Linked DNA regions of Mus musculus: all the other regions are linked to region 1. The links are chromatin contacts, found by Hi-C or POLR2A ChIA-PET in ENCODE. All regions are on one chromosome and are shown on one strand. The core of a region is the stretch at or near the end of the contact, and the rest is flanking DNA. Distances in the headings are between cores, read along the strand shown.

Region 1 (3,986 bases), core at 179-2,678:
GAAGAGGGCATAGGATCCCATTACAGATGGTTGTGAGCCACCATGTGGTTGCTGGGAACTGAACTCAGGACCTCTGGAAGAGTCAGTGCTCTTATCCACTGAGCCATCTCTCCTGCCCTCTACATCTTATTTTAAAACTATTTTTCTCATTTATATTTAAAGAACTTCTATTAGTTAAAAAAAAACTTATACAGACTACCAAAGAAAATGACTGTACTAGATGCTCTGGTAATGCAAATCAAAGATTGCAATTAAAAAAAAAATCATATCAGAGAAGATCATAAGCCCCAAACTCCTTACCTGGGTGTTTAGCTTTAAATTTGGGTAGCTGTTCTGTGGAAAATCGAAGGTATGAACTCATAGGTTTCTTTGGATAGCTACCCATGCTGGAAAAACACTTCGGAATACAGACAAGACTACACACAAGTAAAAAGAACGGAATGTCAGATACGTGTAACAGTCATACACAGATCTCAGATTCTAAGTACAAAGTCAGCCAAGGTGCTGTACATCCAACACCTCCACCTAAAATGCTAATAACTAGCCCAGCAGTTGTGGCACAGGCCTTTAATCCCAACATTCTAGTGGCAGAGCAGGTGGATCTCTGTTAAGTCAATGACAGCCTAGTCTACAAAAGGAGTTCTAGGACAGCCAGGGCTATGCAGAGAGACCCAATCTTTTAAATTAAAAAAAAAAAAAAAGTCAACCAATCAACCAAAAAAATATATAATCGTAATAACCTTTGAGTGCATTTCCCTTCCCTCTGCTGTGCTAAGAATTCAATTAAACGCAAGGGGCTTCAGCTGTATAAGCTCCATAACCGACTTACTTTAACAACCTACCCTAAGCAAAAAAATAAAAGAGGTTGCAGGGCTGAGGCTTGCAAACAGGGCAGGTTTGGGTGACCTAGCCAAACCAAAGAGGGGTGAAGCAAGTCCTAGCATCATGGGTGACCTAGCCAAACCAAAGAGGGGCCTGCAGGGCTAAAACAAGTCGTGGCATCCTGGGTGACCTCCTGGCAGCGTCCGGGCGAGCGTTCCGCGCCACAACTTCAGGGCCCGCCTCCAAGGCAGAAGGAGAGCGCCCTAGGCGCCGAAAGGTAGAAGGTGACAGGAAGTGGGGTCGGGTACCAAAAGGCGCGAGACCCCAGGCGGCCCGGAGGACGAGGGTGGGACGAGGGCAGACGGACGCCTGAACGAACGGCGTCCCTCGCCCGCGGCCTACCTGATAGACGAGGGGATGCGACCCCCGCAGCCCGCGCACATCTCGACCCCCGTGCGCCCCAGTGCTTTTAGCACGCTCCACATTCCCCGGAACAGCGCCATCGCTCGGGCCGACGAATGATGGCCCGGCGCCGTCCGGTTCGTCTCACGCAATACGGTGCCTATGGACTGCCACACTACCAGCGTGGGAACTCCGGGGGCTTGTTATCATGCCCGCCGCGCGCGGGGTACTGTGGGAAGCCCGGACTTCCGGTCCGCGGCAGGAGGCGGGGAGGACAGGAGGTGCTGTGCGTCCCCCACCGCTCAGTGGGCGGGGCCGGGCCGAGGAGGGGGCGGAGCCTGAGGCTAGGGAGGGTGGGCCTGGTCTAAGGTGGGTGTTGCTGAGCGGCGGCTTACCCCCAGGCCCCTGCCATGTGTTCTCCTGGGCTGCCTGCGTGCTGTTGCTGGACCATGGGCCTGGGCTGCCTACTGAGCTTCGTGACGCTGGTGCTGCGGCTTGTGTCACAGTGCCTGGCTACTGAAGTTAGAGATCCGTGGTACTGCTGATGCCCCAACAGCAAACTGCATGTTTCATGAGTCCGCAGGAAAGCCCACAAGGCTACTGGAGGGGTGGAAGAGAGGGAGGAGTGGTCTTGAAATGGATCGCCTTATTTATCTTCTCTTTAACAATTAATAGAAAGGAATGAGGGTTCCCAAGATGGCCCAGAGCCTGGCAAGCTGAGTTCTATCCCCAAGACCTACATGATTAAAAGAGAGAACCAACTCAAACAAGTTGCCCTCTGACTTTGACATACACACACACACAAACATGTACACAAAAGGAAATGTGTCACGAAAAAAAAATTAATAAACTGAACCCAGCTTGATGGTGCAGGCCTGTAATCCCAGCCCTTGGGAGGCGGAGGCAGGCATTCAAATTCATCCCCTGCTACATAGCAAGTTCAAAACTACATGAGACCCTGCCTCAAAACAAAAACCCAAACAACTAGCCCTCATAATAGCAACAAAGCAAGAATATTCTTCACTTGATCTTCTCCAAAAGGCTGAGAAGCGATAGCAAAAATATTCTTATATTAATACCTGAGCAGGGCATGCCAGAGCCCTGAATATTGTTTCCCACTTTGCAGATCACGTGGACTAGATGAGCTTAGCCAGCCAAACCACTGAAATTGTGGGACCAGGATGGACTTGAGGTAGTGTACAGTTTGTGTCCTACAAAAAACTCAATTTTTGTTTGTTTGGTTGGTTTTTTTTTTTTTTTTAATTCAATGGCATGGAAAAGATTAGGAAGATCTAAAAATGGTCAAGGGCTTCAATCTGTTAAAATATGTTGCTTAAGGTCTGGGAATGTGGCTTAACTGGTAGGGATGCCTGCCAGGATGCACAGAAAGCCGTTGGCTTAGATCCCCCCCATAAGCCAGGATCCTCACATAGAGCAGGCATGGTGTCTTAAGCCTCTAGTTCCAGAACTTGGGAAGCTGAGGCAGGACCACAAGTGCAGGGTTATCCTTGCCTACAAAGTAAATTCCAGGTCAGTCAGGCTAGAGACTTTGTTTCAAAGGTAAAATAAATAAATAACATTTAAAAATAACTATGTCATCCATCAGGCTCAGAGGTGAATGCTTTCACTCCAATCACTCTGGAGGTAAGAAGTGGGTAGAGATCTGTGATTGAGAGTTTGCTCTATATACAAGTTCCAGGTCGGCCAGAGTTAGCATGGTGAGAATATACCTAACAACAACAGCCTCTTCTGCTGCCTACCTGTACTTTTTTTTTTTTCTGAAAAGAAAGCAAAATCTTACTAGTGTAACACTGAGCTGAGAGTCTACTTCCTTTCTGCAGCTTTAAAACATTGTCTCCTTCAAGAGACAGAGGACCACACCCACTCCTCTAAACCCACTCCTTCTAAGCCCAGTTTACCATCACTTCCGGTTTCATTTCATTCTCTCTTGAGGGTAAAGGGGACTTCCAGCTCGTCCTTTCAAACCTCCTGTCACAACAGCAACAAGATCCTTTGTGTTTGGTTTGCCCTTGGAGTGTATCCAAACAGATGTAAAAACACATTTTCCTGTAAGTCCAGGCACCGAGCAATTAGAAATTATAGCGTCTTCCTAAAATGGAAGTCTGCATAAGACATAATTTCTCCTTAACCCCCTGTCGAGAGATTTCTAAAATAATTTGCCATTATAAATCAAGTAGAATATATCCTTGTAATGTTTTTATTGTAGATGCATTCTTTAACTGTCTGCATTTGCAGCTACTAAATAAATAAATAAGTAAGTAAATAAATAAATAAATAAATAAATAAATAAAGCTTAGCACAACACAGCCTTTCCCCAGATTCTGTCCTCTATGCCCATAATTCTGTCTGTCATAGCCTCATGGCTTATGTATTCTATGTAACCCAGATCTCTCATTTCATCTCCAGACCCCACTGAGTGCCAATGCTGCATGGTCCCTGTATTTTAATACGGATCACAATCCTTTTAGAGTCGTTGCCTTAGGACATCTCTACCATGATGTCTTACTGAAACCCAAGTTTTAAAATTCTGTGAACAAAAGTAATGGTTTTTGCACTCTATTGATGTTTCCTACTTCCCTCATCCAAGTCAATAAATTCCTGTTCATTGTAGAATCTCCTTATTGATACGCCACTCGATAACCCACTGCTGAGGAGGAATGCTGCTGAGGAGGGATGGATGCTGCTGAGGAGGGATAGATGCAGCTGAGGAGGAATGCTGCTGAGGAGGGATGGGTGCTGCT
Region 2 (4,039 bases), core at 848-3,347, 1.4 Mb after region 1:
TGTGAGTCTTTGCATTGTTTCTTTGCTTTTTTTTTTTTTTCTTACCTCATTGTCTTGCACTCAGGATCTTTATTTAAAAGGATATTAAGCTGTAAGAACTTGTGTCTCAGTTTACTAGTGTTGGACCCAAGTTGTTTCATTTGTTTAAAAAGATGCTCATTTTGCGTGGTTCCTATGCTTTAAAGCTTATTAATTTGATTTCCATGTTTAATCTGCCACCGAGGCCATCAAATTTCACATATTACAATGTCCATCTTGATAAGGTTGGCGGGTCTTTGTCTAGTGTCACATCTATAAGTAACAGCTTTATGACATTTGTTTCTAGCATAAAAATAACCTTTTATATATCTTGTTCAACATTCACCGTAATCTAATTTTAGAATATTTCTATTAAACCCTTTAAAAGACACTATGCCTTTCCAGTTCCTCTCAATGATTTCTCCTTACCTTACTTTCTCTTCCCTCTCCTATCTATTGGTCAAGTATTAATTCACTCTCTGCTTTCATTGATTTGCCTTATTTGTATATTTTACATAAAAGAAATAATCAGGCCGGGCAGTGGTGGTGCACGCCTTTAATCCCAGTGCTTGGGAGACAGAAGCAGGCAGATTTCTGAGTTTGAGGCCAGCCTGGTCTACAGAGTGAGTTCCAGGACAGCCAGAACTATACAGAGAAACCCTGTCTGGAAAAACACAAGGAAAAAAAAAAAAAAGGAAAGAAAGATAGAAAAAAGAAAAAGAAAGAAAGAAAGAAAGAAAGAAAGAAAGAAAGAAAGAAAGAATCAAATCTGCAATTTTGTTTACCTGGCTTCATTTTTTCAAGGTTCATTGCTAGATTCCCATACAATAATACCCCATTTTTGGTTATTATAAATTTGTATTCCATTTACAGTAGTTCTTCTCATTCCTTGTGTCATGACAGGTTTGTTCTACTTTTGGCTCTTACAGATTTCGTGTGTTGTGTGCATTTTTGTGTTTATATGTTAATTTCCTTTGTAATTATACTTGGAAAATTATAGATCATCCAGTAATTCTATGTTTAACCCTTTGAGGAAACATTGTTTTCAAAACACACCCAGCAGTAACATGAGAGTTCCTCTTGCCCACATCTGTAGCACATCTTGGTTTCTGTTTACTCCTTCTCTGGAACACAAAGATGTTCTGCTTGTCTGATGTCTTAACATCCATTTCTGTTCTAAACAGTGACTTATTCATCTAATAATGAATTTTCTTTTAGTCATGCCTGGGAATGACTAAGCAAAGATCAGGAATTGTAAGCCGAACCTACTGCTTGGTGATTTTTTTTTTTTTTTTTTTTTTTTTGTAACCTCATCTTCATTATTGCAGTCTAGTTGGTCTCACATTTAAGGGATTGTTAAGGCCTCATTCCTTTAATCTGTTAGATGGTGCCACAGCAGTGCTCAACGTAGGTAGGGTTATTTATTGCCAGTCGCAAGGCGACACTTCTCAGTGGTGTATCTGCTCACCATTGAGTAGGCATTCTTCAATACCAATCTGTGAAAATGGTATCTAATATCGACTCTGCTTTAATCTCCAAAGCATCTTTAAAATTCCCTTCAGGAAATTTCCTCAGATACAGCTCAGGATTCAGCAGAGTATTTCAGAAAGCTGCTGGCTCTGGGTTCTCTAGGTGCAGCCTTCTTTCTCTCCCTCCTGCACTCTGGCGACCAACGCCCACCCTCAGTTTCAGCTGGGACTTGTCCACACAAGAGACCCAACTGGGATCTCTGATTAAGGTCTTTAAAAGCACAATGTTTTGAACTCATATAGTATTTACTTATAAGATCAGTATTCTTCAGCGTCGTGGAGGAGAGGCCCACCTCCTTTCTTCCGCAGCAGTACATTTAATAGGAAAGCGTGACTACTGGAACAGATAATAGCCTTTTTCCGGTGTCTGCACCCACCAAATTTTGCTTTCTCACTGTCTGGCCTTCAGCTATCAGTGCTTCCTACTGCGCAGGCTCAGAACCTCCAGCCAGCCCCCAGAACCGAAAAACCGCCTACGCTTGCGTACGGGGGCGGGACCGGAATCGACTCCGGCCAATGAAAAGAGGTGACGTCATTTAAAGTCCTGCCCACTTACCCAGAAACCAATCTCGACCTAGGCGGGCAGTCCAGGAGAATCCAAAGGCGTGGTGAGCGACAGAACGATGGCGGACGCGGAGAAAAACGCTGTTGCGGAGAAAAACAACGCTGTTGCGACGAAAGAGTGAGTGTGGAAGGCGAGGGCCTGGGGCGGCGGCTCGGGCAGTGGCGGCGGAGGGACAGTGGCGCCCTAGTTCAGGAGTGCGACTTCTGAGGGATCTTGTCACCCTAGCTGAGGAGTGCGGGCCCTAAGAGACGATGTCACCTGGATTCTGGAGTGTAGGCCCCGAGGAGCAGTTTCAATTAGAAAAGATAATGCAGCCCGAAAAGACTGTCATCCTACTCCATGAGTGTGGCCTTTGAGGGTTGATGTCGCCTCAATTCAGGAGTGCAGAATTTGACTGTGTGACAACGTCTCTTTTTTGGAATGATGCCTATTAGGGTCTTTGTGGCATTCTGCTGCAGGGGTATGACTAAGCAGGGACTTCTTTCTGTATGCGGAGTGATACATCTGGATGGCTGACGTAGGTCACCTTATGTCGGATGCTGCCTTTGAGGGACATTACCTCACCCACCCTGAGCCCTGTGGCGTAGTATTCTAAAAAAGCCAGCTCCATTACAGATGTCGTAACCAACCCTTTACCATTCTAGGACCTTCTGTCACAACCTTCTTCTTTAGTATTTTTTTATCTGTATCTCTGTCCTCTAGTGGATTGTTCCAGCCAATCTGGAAAGGCTGGGTGGGTTACACATCATACGTTCTGAGATCAGCCATTACTAGCATGTCTTCCAAGGCTTGCCTGAACTTTGGCTTTTCTCTGTTTCTGTATATATGCCCCTGCTGCTTTCAGACGGATTCATCGAGTTTTTACCCATTGTGACCCCCCCTATTTAAACATGTAGTCATGTCTGCACAGTCCCTATCCTCCAGTATTTCAGGTGATTTCCTCATGGCGCTTAGTTGCTACTGTATGTTGTCCAGGTACATGGTGTTTCTGATCTCAGCCTAAAGTCCCTTAAGACCCTTGGGTAGCCTCTGAGCATTGGCACCCTCCTGACATAGATGCCACTGCATATGTTCCTTCGAGCTCGTGTGGTACCATAGCACAATCTCACTCATGCCTTACAGGGTTCTGGCTGAGGCAGCAGCCATTCTAGAACCTGTAGGCTTGCAGGAAGAAGCAGAGCTGCCTGCCAAGATCATGGAGGAGTTTATGAGGGTATGTATGTGCAAAGTGGGACCCAGCGTTTCAGAAGACAGGGGGCGGGGCTGGTCCTGGGATAGCCTCTTGAAATAGTGGGCAGCAATGGGGAAGAACAAAATGGCTGGTCTCTAGTATCAGAAGGGAAGACTAATCCCTGCTTCTGTCCCCACGGTAAACAGAACTCGCGGAAGAAAGACAAACTGCTCTGTAGCCAGCTTCAAGTAGTGAACTTCTTACAGACTTTTCTGGCTCAGGAGGACACTGAGCAGAGCCCTGATGCTCTGGCTTCTGAAGATGCCAGTCGTGAGTAGGCTTGGGTTGTAGGTAGGGTGTGGGCTGAATGGTTGAAGCGGGAAGATGTGAGCCATGCCTGTGTCTGCCTCATGGGAAGGAAGGCTGTGAACGAGAGCTCTAGAAGGCTGGCTGCAGGCATGACTCACTCGTGTTCTTGTTCTTTGTGGCCCACCTTAGGGCAAAAGGCAACTGAAACTAAGGAGCAGTGGAAGGACATGAAGGCCACATACATGGATCACGTGGATGTCATAAAATGTGCCCTGTCTGAGGCCTTACCCCAGGTTAAAGAGGCTCACAGGAAGTACACAGAGCTTCAGAAGGCTTTTGAGCAACTCGAGGCTAAGGTATACCTAGAGAACCTGAGGGGATGCAGGACTGGAGGAAGGGGAGGGGAAGCTGGGTTGGACCTCGATGCTCTCTCCTCAAATCAACCCT
Region 3 (3,862 bases), core at 1,181-3,680, 1.1 Mb before region 1:
AGCCGCAGGCTACCGCTTCGTCCAAACGATGGTGCCCTGTGCTATGCAGAAGCTTTCCAGCTGCAGGGGGTCTCGTTTGTTGTTCATGGTCGTTGGTAGTGCCTGTGCTGCCAGTGTTGTGTTTGAAAAGTGCTTCCTGTGCCAGTAAGTGCAAGGCTATTCCCCGTGCTCCCTCTGTCAGGCTCTGTGTATCTTGTCTTATGTTGAGCTCTTTGATCCGTTCGGAGTTGAGTTTTGTGCAGGGTGAAAAGTGTAGCTCTGTTTGGATTCTTCTATGTAGTCGTCCAGTGTGACCAGCACCATTCGTTAAAGATGCTGTTTTTGTACACACACACACACCCGTGTATATTTCTGTCTTTATAAAATATCAGGTCTTCTATTGATCAGTGCATCTGGGTTTTTTTGTACCAATGCAATGCTGTTTTTATTTCTATTGCTCTGTAATAATATCTGAGGTCAGGGCTGGTGATATCTATCTGTCTGTCTATCTACCTATCTACCAGTTCTTCTATTATTCAAGGTTTTATGTATCCTAGATCCTAGATCTTCTGGGTCTCCATATGAAGCTAAAAATGAAAATTATCCTTTCAAGTTCTGTGAGGAATTGTGTTGGGGATCGCGTTGAATCTGGAGATTGCTTTCTGGAGGAAGGCCATTTTATGATATTAATTCTATCGATCATGAGCATGGGAGATCTTTCCATCTTCTGATAACTGTCTTCAATTTGATGTCCTAACATTTTTATTATGTAAGACTTTTTCACTTGCTTGGTTAGAGTTACCCCAAGAGATTTTAAAATCTTTTTGAGGCAATTGTGAATGGTATTGTCTGCCTGGTTTCTTTCCTAACTTCATTTGTCAATTGTTTTTAGGAGGGCTACTCATTTTTGCGTTAATTTTAGTATCCAGAGACTTTGCTGGAAGTGTTTATTCGCTGTGGGATGTTCCTGGTTGAATTTTTAGGGTCACTTATGTCTACTCTCATATCTAGCTACAAATATACTTTGACTTCCTCCCTGCCTAATTGTTCCCTTTGGTCTTTGTCTTACTTCTCTCGCTAAGATTTTGAGTGCTAGATTGAATAGGTATGGAGAGAGTGAAGCAGCTTGTCTTGTTCCTGATTTTCGTGGAGCAGTCAGCTGTTTGCACTTTGAGTTTCTCTCTGTTTAAGTTGATGTTGTCTGTGGGCTTGCTATAAATCTCCTTTAATATGTTGAGGATATCCTCGGTCTCCAGGAATGCGTTCATTCTGTGGCATTTTCTCTGTAGTCGTACTTTGTATTTCTTGTAAGACCCTGGCTTGGGACAGACAGCCCAGTGCCGGTGGACGATGTGCTGTGATGTTTGCATTAGGCCCTTTTATGTAGTGTTTTGTTTTTGTTTTTGATTCCGCCCAGGCACTTACTTAATCTCTGGTTTAACTGGCATCCTTTCTTTATCCTGGGCAGTTTCAGGTTGTTTATCTGGTGAAGTGAATTCGCTCTGGAGTATTTTCAATGTCGCCTCCTTACCGTGGCCTTTAAGCATTGGACCAGCCACATTCTCTTCTTCCACAGTAACCGCCCTTTGTTCACCTCACAGGCGCTGTCTTCCTGCAGCTGCTCTGTGTGTCAGGGCTTGGGGGACAGTTTTTTTTTTTTTTTTTTCCTTTTAGGGTTTACATTCTCTAAGAAAGGCAGATACCAGACAGCTGACTTTTAGATGGTGATAAGCCTCCTGGGAGGACGTGACTGGACTGAGCTCTCGGCTTGTCCCTGAAGCGACACCACACTCTGTCATCATCTGTAACTAGTTTGAATAGCAAAAAAAGCTAGGCACGCAGAGAGCTGGTCAGAGGCTGTTCTGGGGCAAGGGGATATATGCATATATCCTGAGATCGTCAGAAGGTTGGCATTTTAGGGAAGTGAGAGATGAGTGTGTCTAGGTGCAGTCAAGATGTGGCTAAGGAGATCTGGATGCGAGTGGGGCCAGGTTCGACCTGGCATATACTTCTGCAACTAATTCAGAAAGTAGTGTTGGCCTGAGTGCCTTTCAAGTTGGGAGTTGGTCTTCATTTATTCATCAATTTCTTTTCTCAGGCTCTACACAACTTTCACTTGAACAGATTAAGAGCAGGTACTCCCATTTTTGTTTTTGAGACACGGTTTCACTGTGTAGCCATGGCTGTCCTGGAACTTGTTCTGTAGACCAGGTTGGCCTCGAATTCACTGAGATCCACCGTCCTCTGCCTCCCGAGTGCTGGGGTTAAAGTTGTGTGCCACCACAGCCTCCTGGCTCTTTTTTTAGTTTTTAATTAGGATGTGTTTGTGCTGGTCGTCTTCCTGCTCACAAATTCAGATGTGGCAGGAAGGTGCAGTGGCGTGAAGCAGAGCGTGGCCAGGTGTGAAGATAGAAGCCAAGGTGGAGGAGGGAGGACTGCTGTAGGTGCAGCCCAGATGGCTGTCCCCCTGCTTCCTGAAGTTCATTCTCTGGCATTTCTAAGCAGAAGGGCAAGCAGCCGTTCTTTCTTTGTCTGTGTGCAGTCAGAGGAGCGTACCCTCCCCTAAGCGCCGTGTTAGCCCCCAGCTGTGGTTGGTATCTGAGACTTTCCTGGCTGACTCTTCACCCAACTCCAGGGTTTGAAGGTTCTGACGATGGAAGAACCCTTCTCTGCAGCCCAGATGATTCAGGGGCCGGGCTTTCCTTATCTGGTGGAGCCTCTCTCGGTACAGTATAATTTCTAGGATGACTCAGAGCAACACTTTGAATTTTGGCCAGCACATTAGGGTTGGAAAGGAAGCCCTGGAGAGAAAGTCAGCTTGCTGGAACTGGGGCGAAGGTGGGTCAGAGGCTGGGCCCGGAGAGTAGGTGAAGGCAAGCAGGGAGAAGCAGCTCATATTAGATGGGAGAGAATGACCTCGTTATAGGTCAGTTACCTAGGGAGGGACACGGTTAAGAATTGGGTGTCCGTGGATGGTGTGCCTCTCTGCAGAGGTCACCAGCAGAGAGTCTGTAAGTATGACGCATGTGTGTTTCCCTGACATGCCAGTGGATTGCTCTGTGCATCGGAGGCTTGGGTCTGTAGGTGGAGACGAGCAGATTAATGTCCTGGCGGCTTCCCATGATGCATCCCGTGTTTCTTTGATAATGCCATCTTATCATTAAATATGATTTACTGCACACTTCTGTCCCCACACCGAGTTGTGTGCTATTACTCGCTCTGCACTGGCAGAATGACACACCCGCTTCCGTAATAGATAATGCTGGGGCCACGTCATAAGTACACAACGTAGATAGTTTTTGTATTGTAGGACAGGTTTACATAGTGAAGGGCTGCTGCATCTCAGTGTGATGAGACCAGATCAAAACCAAGGATAGGCCCCCCAACATTGTCACATTTCCACTGTTCTTAATCTTGGGCTTTTTTTTTTAAGATAAATTTTATGCAGATAGAAGTGTCCCCCATGTCCTTTAAAAAAGATATTCATGAATGTGCGCACACTGTATCTGTTGTCCCTCCCCCCCACTTAAAGAACACGGAGGTTATCCTTCTGCTGGGCAAAGTGCTGCTTTCGTCAAAGGCTGGATGTGCAGTGTCTCTGGGAAGGTTAGCTCTGTAAGAAGCACATCCTCTATTGTATGTCGTCTGCTGCGACCCACAGATACAGTCACAGACTCATTCCCTTAACATCATTTCATGGATCAACAGTGATGGTCTCTGGTGCCTGTGGAGCAGCTTGGAGTGGAATTGCCAGTTCCGAGAGTGTGTGAGTGTGAGATATGTGTGTGTGTGTGTGTGTGTGTGACTGTGTGGTGGTGCATGAGTGATGTGTGAGTATGTGTTTGTATATGTATGTTTTGTGTGTGTGTGTGTGTGGGGTGTA
Region 4 (3,512 bases), core at 207-2,706, 1.9 Mb before region 1:
TGAAAAATATCACGAACAAGGGAGAAACAATTTCTTGGCTCACAAAGAATGGTAGGAAAAAGGTGTGCCTTCTCCTTGAAAGCCCTCTGCCACGGGTGACAAGATCCTTATGAATGAGCATCAAGGAATGGCTGACCTCTCGTGAGCTGTTCCTTACAGATCTCTTTCCACAGTAAAATCAACTCCATGGGGTGTGGGGGCACAGCCAGGAATCCCAGCTCTTGGCACTGCACAAGGAGGCAGCGGCTCAACAGATAAAAATTCAGAAGGAAAATGTAAACCCGTCCAAGGGTCCTGCCAGGCATCCCACTGAACCCTGGGGATTCTCAGACACATAAGATTGACTCTCAACTATGGAGATTATGTTTAGGAAATTTCAACGCATCCCCCCCCAACCCCCTTTCTTCAATACAGAGACTTAATATAACTATAGAGCATTAAACGTTTCAACCACCTCTGCACAGACAGCAAAGAGTTAACATGTCTTGAAAGCTGGGCTTATTTCCTTCCAACATTTTCCAGTCTCCCGGGCCTGCTGTTAAAAGCTGCCCAGTGTATCCAAGTTGGGGGCAGGCGATGGTGGCCCGCACATCAGAACCTTCATCGGTATTTATGTTTTAAGACGATCAAGGACGCGAAGGCATCCGCGGTTCTCCCTCTCTCTCCTTCTTTGCCTGGGTACAGTCTGTGGCCTTAGCACAGGCAACTAAAAATAAACGATCCTACACTTTCTTGGTTCTGCACCTTGGTAGGAATAAGCTTTTTAAACGACCACGGGTCTGTTTCTCCGGCAGTACCGACTTAAGGCCTCCGAAGGCAGCTGGCCTGGTGCAGCCCAGCTCCACACTGGCAGCCAACAGGGCCTGGGACATAACTTGGCACCCCGCCCACACCCGGGCCCACTCCAGCGAGGCCCATCCAGTCTGCAGGAACCTGGAGCTCGCGTAGGGGCCTGCACGTCCGCAGGACCCGGGGCTCAAGTGAGCCTTGCCCTTCCATAAGGGACCGCTGGATCGGGTGAGCCCTGCCCCCCCCCCCCATAGGGATCCCAGGCTCCGGTGAGCCCTGCTCCTCCATAGTGTCCCCAGGCTCAGGTAGGCCATGCTCCTGCATAGGGGACCCTGGCCTCAGATGAGGACATGCTCATCCATAGGGTACCCCAGACCCCGGGCTCAGGGAGGCCATGCCCGACCATAAGGGATCCCGGACTTAGGTGAGGCCCTACCCGTCCACAGGAGACCAAGATCTCACGTGGAGGCCCTACCCGTCCACAAGGGATCCCCAGGCTCACATGGATGTCCTGCCCTTCCCCGGGGGAACCCCCAGATCCCGTGGAGCCCCCGCAGGCCCAGCCTGCACCCAGTCCGACTCACGCCATACCTCTCTGTCCCGGCTGGGGCCACACCGCAGTTCCGGACTGCGCGGACGCAGCAACTCCAGGAGCTTAGAGGCCGAGTGCCAGCAGTTTCAAACTCGCCGCGGTAAAGCTCCCGGGATCCGCCAATCCGATTGCACGTAGACGTTCAAAGGAGCCAATCAGAGCTGAGCTACGCTTGGGCGGGGCTGCCTGGGAGCGCAGAGCGCGAAAGGGAGCGGAAACCGCGGCCAGAGGAATTGCAGGAGGGCGGGCGCCAACTGACTCTTGAGCTCTGTTTTCCTTCCAATATCGTCCTGTTGTTTCTGGACAGTCTAATCTATTCTCTTTTTTCTCCAGCTACCTTTCTGTGTGTAATTTCCCTCCAAGACTAACACAATTCAAATGCATTGAATTTAGATAGCCAGCCACCAAAGTGACAGTACCACTACATCAAGAGCTTGTTATTAGCTGGGCGTGGTAGCACACACCTTTAGTCTCAGCTTTCGGGAGGCAAAGGCAGGGCAAATTTCTGAGTTCGAGGCCAGCCTGGTCTACAGAGTGAGTTCCAGGACAGCCAGGGCTACACATACAGAGAAACCCTGTCTCGAAAAACCAAAAAAAAAAAAAAAAAAAAAAAAGAGTTTCTTACTTTTATTTTGTTTTGTTTTGAGACAAGGTTTCTGGGTGTAATTTTGACTGACCTAGAACTTGCTCTGTAGACCAGGCTGGCCTTGAACTCACAGAGATCCTCCTGCCTCTGCCTCCAGAGTACTGGGGTTAAAGGCGTGTGCTGCCACCACCACCTGGCTATTGCTAACATTTAAAATTACTTTATGATTATGCCTTTCAAAATTCTATATTAAGCTGGGATAATATAAATAATATATAATATTAATATATAATATATTAGTTTACATATGTATGTGTGTATATATATGTGTGTGTGTGTGTATATATGTGTGTGTATATATATATATACATATATATATATATATATATCTGAGGATTGTGGCACACACCTTTAATATATGTATATATATAATATTAAGTTTCACTATGGAATTTTCAGACAATATTGGTCTGTGTTAATTCTTCTCATCCCTTCTCCCAGTAACCCTAGTCCCCGCACCTCGTAACTGCACGCCCCCAAGCCCATAGCCCTCTGTGTCCTATCACCATGTCCATGACTCTAATCCCCCCCCCCACTCGGGCAGCCTTTCCTTTCTAGTTGGAACCTTATATACACACTAACATATGAACATTACATGCTAGGATCCGCCTATGAGAAAGAACATGAAGTGTCTGTCTCTCTATGTCTGTGTCAGGTAACTTGATGTATTTTCCAGCTCTCCCGTGTTCCTGCAGATTATGTTTTTTTCAATGAGTTTTTAGCAGCCAGCAGAAGGATCACATTTAAAGTACCTTAAGAAGACAAGAGGATAGGAACCAATGAAACACTGAAAGACACCCTCAAAACTGAAAAGAAAAAATGCCAGCCTGTTTCTGTGATTATACACTTATGTATTCATTATGTATACAATGATAACACACTAAATGTTTTGACATATCTCCACATAAGAATGTTAAATATTGGGCTGAAGAGATGGCTCAGAGGTTAAGAGCACTGTCTGCTCTTCCTAGAGGTCCTGAGTTCAATTCCCAGCAACCACATGATGGCTTATAACCATCTATAATGAGATCTGCTGCCCTCTTCTTGTGTGCAGGCATACATGTGTGTAGAATACTGTATACCAAATAGATAAATCTTTTTTTTAAATGTTAAATATTCCTTAGAAATCAAACCTTCACAAATCTATGAACAAACAAAATGTCATCTGTTTTATCGGCTCTAAGTCAACACCAAAAGCTCTATCTTGCCACCACCCTCAGACCACATCCTTCAAAGAGGCTGTGCTCCACTTTGAAAAGATTCTCAACTCCTCAAGAAAATGAAGCAGTGTGGTGTGGGACCAGAGAGATGGCTCAGCCATTAAGAGCATTTGCGCACAATCATGAAGATGGGAGTTCAGATCCCTCCACCAACAAAACAAACCCAGCATCCTTGTAAATGCCTGTAACCCCAGCTCTGAGGGAGTCCACTCTGTCTTCTCATCTCCATAGGTTTGCATAGGTACTCGAATGCACACAACACACA

What was found. Hi-C counts contacts between places; a loop is a spot of excess contacts on that map. ChIA-PET counts read pairs that join two places held with the same protein, here RNA polymerase II (POLR2A).
Region 2: a loop to region 1 is called in a map of T-helper 1 cell, with 5 times the contacts of the local background. The contact joins the promoter of Zwint here to the promoter of Tfam in region 1. A Hi-C loop is called at or near these places in 3 of 37 maps with a recorded cell type or tissue (T-helper 1 cell, T-helper 17 cell and regulatory T cell).
Region 3: a loop to region 1 is called in a map of T-helper 17 cell, with 3 times the contacts of the local background. The contact joins the enhancer-like site here to the promoter of Tfam in region 1. A Hi-C loop is called at or near these places in 2 of 37 maps with a recorded cell type or tissue (T-helper 1 cell and T-helper 17 cell).
Region 4: a loop to region 1 is called in a map of T-helper 17 cell, with 6 times the contacts of the local background. The contact joins the promoter of Cdk1 here to the promoter of Tfam in region 1. A Hi-C loop is called at or near these places in 1 of 37 maps with a recorded cell type or tissue (T-helper 17 cell). POLR2A ChIA-PET finds 5 or more read pairs at or near these places in 1 of 5 experiments (embryonic stem cell).

The regions. Positions count from the first base shown.
Region 1 is chr10:71,236,616-71,240,601 of GRCm38, forward strand. It overlaps Tfam (transcription factor A, mitochondrial), which reads right to left and starts at 1,429. Exons shown (of 7, transcript NM_009360.4): 1 at 1,225-1,429; 2 at 301-416. The coding sequence starts at 1,325.
Region 2 is chr10:72,652,749-72,656,787 of GRCm38, forward strand. It overlaps Zwint (ZW10 interactor), which reads left to right and starts at 2,098. Exons shown (of 8, transcript NM_001293683.1): 1 at 2,098-2,229; 2 at 3,235-3,325; 3 at 3,490-3,613; 4 at 3,782-3,948. The coding sequence starts at 2,171.
Region 3 is chr10:70,118,326-70,122,187 of GRCm38, forward strand. All of the region lies in intron 1 of Ccdc6 (coiled-coil domain containing 6), which reads left to right. Among named protein-coding and RNA genes, the nearest start is that of Gm51771, 10 kb to the left of the region's middle. Within about 2 kb of position 2,431, at least 1 of the 3 ENCODE cell types and tissues checked has a DNase peak (open chromatin) inside an H3K27ac peak, as active enhancers do.
Region 4 is chr10:69,351,456-69,354,967 of GRCm38, forward strand. It overlaps Cdk1 (cyclin-dependent kinase 1), which reads right to left and starts at 1,457. Exons shown (of 8, transcript NM_007659.4): 1 at 1,381-1,457.